Regions from separate parts of the Homo sapiens genome. Here region 1 is linked to region 2. The links are chromatin loops, found by intact Hi-C in ENCODE. Cell type or tissue: psoas muscle. All regions are shown on one strand. Region 1 overlaps CLIP1 (CAP-Gly domain containing linker protein 1). Region 2 overlaps RSRC2 (arginine and serine rich coiled-coil 2).

Region 1 (2,500 bases), 170 kb after region 2:
AAGATATTAGATTACTCTCAGAAATAACAAACTTCAGAGCTTTGTTCACCATTTCACACAGATTTCTGAAGAGAAGGTCTGCTGTTTGAGAGGTGGCAACATGAAGCATGCACGTGCACCCTATGTATACACGCACATGCATGTACTTACCTAAGTACGAACATGCCTACATGGGCATGCTGGTGAACCTGCCTTCCCACATGTCCATACACACACATGCAAACTGCACTCTTTTGTGTGTATACATGCACATGTTTATGACCCACATGTAGTAATTGGTGTCATATGTTTGAGGTGTATTAGTTTTAATAAAACAAGACCAGCAACAAAAAGTAGACAGTATCGTAGTTATAATTGATAGAAACTTCTTGTCTTTACAATTTGAAATCTTTCTGTTCAGAATCTCTCATTCTTTTTCTTTAGAAAGAAAAGTTTGCTGAAGCTTCAGAGGAGGCAGTCTCTGTTCAGAGAAGTATGCAAGGTATGTCTTACCAGAGCGTGTGCAGATTGCTTTAAAAAATATCATTCTTTCATACTGGAGCTGACCTGTGGAGTGCACAGAGTTACACTGCTCGTAGCCTAATTTCACTCTCCTGGAAGTTCCTGCCGTGCTCAGAAAGACTGGCTTCCATTGGTTTCCTGAAGCCTCAAACTCCCAATTTTTTCTTCTTTTAGCTTAAGGCTTGTTCTGTATTAAAATGTAAGTATTCCTGGGAAGAGTGTTATTTATGCTTTCATCATTGATAGCTTTATTGAGTTTTAACTGGAAGGAGGAAAGAGAGATGAGTGGAAAGGGCCTGATGCCTGTCTGAAGTACTGATTCAGGGAGGCCAGAGACAGCGGCAGACCTGCTTCTTTCAGGCTGGACACAGCCATGTGATTTGTAAGGGGACTTTTTAGTATTCCTGTGTTCTCAGATCTCTTGAGCATAATATTTGACTGGGTTGTAAGACAGCCAAGCTCCAGATAGCTTATTAAATATGAAACATATTAAACTTCTAACTTTTATCCTAAATAGAAACTGTAAATAAGTTACACCAAAAGGAGGAACAGTTTAACATGCTGTCTTCTGACTTGGAGAAGCTGAGAGAAAACTTAGCAGGTAAGAAGACATCTCTGGTGACTAAACATTAAATACAGTAGGCTTTCCCGTATTCGAGACAGTTGTAGTATGTTACATAACAAATGTACTATTCAGGCATAGCCTCTTCACTCATCATGGTGATATAACAATGTGATGAAATACTTGTTTGAGATCTGTAACCTCCAGCAAGTCCTCTTTGCTCTGTTTTCACAAGAGCCAGAATCTACCACATCTCACCACTCCCACTGCTATCCTTGCTCCAAGCCAACGGCCATCTTTCATCTGAGCTACCCTGACAGCTGACCCTTGGGGCTCACTGCTGCTGCCTGTGCCGGCTTCGGTCTGTTCTCAACACAGCAGCCACAGCAATCCTTTTAATACGAAGTCAGATCATGTCGCTCCTCTCCTCAAGGTCATCCAGTGACTCCCATCCCACTCAGGGAAAGCCGTGATCCTTACACGATCAGGCCCTATTATCTCTCGGATTTCATCTGGGACCCCCTTCCCCTGTTCATTCCACTCCAACCACTTCAGCCTCCTTGTGGTGCTCAGACGTGGTGGGTGTTCCTTTCTCAGAGCCTGTGCACTTGCTTTTCCCCATTCCCTCACTTCCTTCAGGTTTTCCCTGAAATGTCAGCACCTCAGGGAAGCCCCATCTGAGATTCTAACCTCCTTCCCAGCTCCTTTGCCTGCATTTATTTTCCTTCCTCTTAGCACTTACCGCTATTAATTATATGATTTATTTTCGTTATCTTGCTTATTGTGTGCCTTCTTCACTAGAATGTGATTTTTATGAGGACAAGAATTGCTGTGTGAAAATATTACCAGAGCAAGAATACACTCAGTCAGTTTTTGTTGATATAACACAGCCGTGCTATTCTTTTTTTCTCTATATATTTAGATATGGAGGCAAAATTTAGAGAGAAAGATGAGAGAGAAGAGCAGCTGATAAAGGCAAAGGAAAAACTGGAAAATGACATTGCAGAAATAATGAAGATGTCAGGAGATAACTCTTCTCAGCTGACAAAAATGAACGATGAATTACGTCTGAAAGAAAGGTATATGTGACTGTTGAAAAGAGTGCTGACCTTAGGTTAGGCTCTGCGGCAAGCTCTAGGTGGGAGGGGAGACAAAATGTTTAGGATTGTTACGTTTTAAAGTTTCCCGTCTCTGTTCTTTTCTGTTATTACCTCATTGTGTCCTTGAATCAACTATTTAACCTTCTAAAATGGATTTTACCTATCTTACTTGTCAAGAACAACAGAATTAAGGAATACAATACTATTTATAGACCTTTTGGTGACTTGTAAAGAAAAGATAATAAGGCCGGGTGCGGTGGCTCATGCCTGTAATCCCAGCACTTTGAGAGGCCGAGGTGGGCGGATCACTTGAGGTCAGGAGTTCGAGGCCAACCTG
Region 2 (2,500 bases):
TGCAGTTTGAAAATGATCACACTTGTAAAGTTTGGGACTTATAGACTTCTTGTTCTGATGTCACGTCCTTGTTCACCAAACAGCTAGCACTCTAGCTTGCATGGGTGTTGCATTGACTTTAATTTATTGAAAAATACAAATTTTTGTAAATATCAGATCAGTGATACTGGTGTTAGTGTTGTAATCAGGTTAAACCCACTTCCATTAAACTTGACAGGACTATAGAAGGATAATATTTTTTAGTTCATGAATTCTACTTTTCAAATATATAAAAGCTGCAGGTGGGGATAAAATCTCATACATGGATTTTTTCGTGTCCGCTGTCTTGTGTACTTTTGTACTTAACCTTGTACAGTTATTTTCATCTCTTGAAACATGAAAGAAATGTTATGTAGATGTTCTTTAGAAGATCTGGCCATTTGGTACATAATCCAGCACAGATAAGCTGGGTGGTAATGATAATAAAAATGGTTTTCTCAAAACTGGTGTTAATTTAAGTTACCTGGGATGTTTCTTTGAATTTGTTTTATAGTTTCTGTAGCATTTGGCAATTGCTGTTAGAAAACACTAGCTAGAAATCCCCTCCCCACCACCCTTTTTAAGGCCAGTTAACTATACTACAGTCAATACCGTGGTGAGCAAAAATGTAAAAGGTGGAAGGAGAAAACTTACTAAAATAGTATGTTTTCCTATTATAAGGGACAGACTTGGTATTCAGTATTTGTCAAATATTACATGTGTTATTCAGGAGATAGATTAATGCATTAAAGGGATGTAAGCACTTTTATTTTAATAAAGTGCCTTATAACAAGTTCTTTGCATGCTTTTTGCTCATTATCCCTTTGAAGTCTTCTCCAGCATAGACTATAAAATATTAAAATATTAGAAATTTTTTTTGTTTGTTTTTTTGAGACAGGATCTTGCTCTGTTGCCTAAACTGGGTGCAGTGGCACAATCTCGGCTCACTGCCAGAGCCTCTGCCCCCCAGGTTCAAGCAATTCTCCCACCTCCACCTCCCATGTAACTGGGATTACAGGCGTACCACCGCACCCAGCTAATTTTTGTATTTTTAGTAGAGGTGGGGTTTTACCATGTTGGCCAGGCTGGTCCTGAACTCCTGACCTCAGGTGATCCACCCTCCTCAGCCTCCCAAAGTGCCGGGATTATAGGCGTGAGCCACTGCAGCCAGCCTAGAAAATGTTTTGTTACTAGATTGAACATAAATCTGGAGCCAAGGGGTGGGGGGGGCCTGCAAAACTTGAAGTTAATTTACTTCAGTTACAGCAAAGTAATAAGGTTTGGCTTTCCTTTGAAAAATCCTTTGGAAAACATCACAGAATGAGAGCACATTACAATCAGGGAAGACTACAGGAATAAGATTGACAGCCTTATTTTAAAAGCTGGAATTAAGTCTTGCCAACTTGCTCATTAGGTATTTTTTTTATACATGAAAATGAAGTAATGGGGTGTTTTCTTTTTTTTTGCTTTCTGTCCTAGGCTGGAGTGCAGTGCATTGCAGCAGGCTCCCCCAGGCTCAAGCAGTCCTCCCACCTCAGCCTCTTGAGTACCTGGGACCACAGGTGCTCACCAACACACCTAGCTTGTTTTTAATTTTTTATAAAGACAAGGTCTTGTTACGTTGCCCAGGTTGGTCTTGAATTCCTGGCCTCAAGCAATCCTCCCACCTCAGGGCTCCCAAAGTGATGGGGTTACAGGTGTGATCCACTTCACCTAGCCAGATTGTAAGATTTTTAATGTACTTTAATAAACCTTTCATTTTCCCAGAGCACAGAAATTCTATGGCAAAATGGCTTTTCACCGTGTTTCAGTGACAAATCTAAGCCTTCTAAGGAAATGACACTATGGATCCTTCATTTCGTGATCATCAACATTTTTCAATTAAGCTCTGCCTTTTTAAATCAATCTTATTAAAAATGTTCATGACCTTCTAAGGCAGTGTGGACGCAAAAGCTTCCTGTGTGTCTACAGTTATTTTAGGAGCTGACCATACATGATGAGTGATACAGCCTGTACTTTGCTCATCTAGAGCAGCACTGTCCAATAAAATATGTGTGTATATGTATATTGGTCCAAGTGATCTTCCCACCTCACTCCCCTGAGTAGCTGGCACCAAAGGCCCATGACAATGTACCTGAGATGGGGTTCTCAGGCTGTTGGCCAGGCTGGTCTCCCACTCTTGGCCTCAAATGATCTGCATCATCTCAGCCTCCCAAAGTGCTACCTGGGATTCAGGTGTGAAGCCACAGTGCCTGGCCTAAGTATTTTATTTCAATTTCTTTTTTGAGTAGCCAAATGCAAATAATTAAAAGATGAAATTACAGTTGTCCCTTGAACACATGGGTTTGAACTTTAGGGTCCACTTACATGCAGAATTTTTTTTTCTTTTTTTCTTTTTTTTTTTTTTGTGAGAGACTCTTTTGCCCAGGCTGGAGTGCAGTTGCATGATCCTAGCTCACTGCAACCTTTGTCTCCTGGGTTC

What was found. A loop is a pair of places that touch in the nucleus more often than their neighbours do. Peaks named below come from ENCODE experiments on the same cell type or tissue, not always from the same donor. Only the 100,000 strongest peaks of a DNase experiment are listed, where the experiment ranks them.
Region 1: it touches region 2 in a loop (2.6-fold over the local background); 2 of 110 quality-filtered maps call a loop at or near these places.

The regions. Positions count from the first base shown.
Region 1 is chr12:122,332,629-122,335,128 of GRCh38, reverse strand. CLIP1 (CAP-Gly domain containing linker protein 1) reads left to right here. Exons shown (of 26, transcript NM_001247997.2): 13 at 424-481; 14 at 1,019-1,102; 15 at 1,986-2,142. Among named protein-coding and RNA genes, the nearest start is that of CLIP1-AS1, 62 kb to the left of the region's middle. In psoas muscle, no CTCF peak of the experiment used is centred here; a DNase peak (open chromatin) is centred at 1,398.
Region 2 is chr12:122,503,037-122,505,536 of GRCh38, reverse strand. It overlaps RSRC2 (arginine and serine rich coiled-coil 2), which reads left to right. Exons shown (of 10, transcript NM_023012.6): 10 at 1-2,083. The coding sequence ends at 10. Among named protein-coding and RNA genes, the nearest start is that of ZCCHC8, 3.4 kb to the right of the region's middle. RefSeq lists a silencer at 1,268-1,468. In psoas muscle, no CTCF peak of the experiment used is centred here; a DNase peak (open chromatin) is centred at 963; H3K27ac peaks cover 274 bases.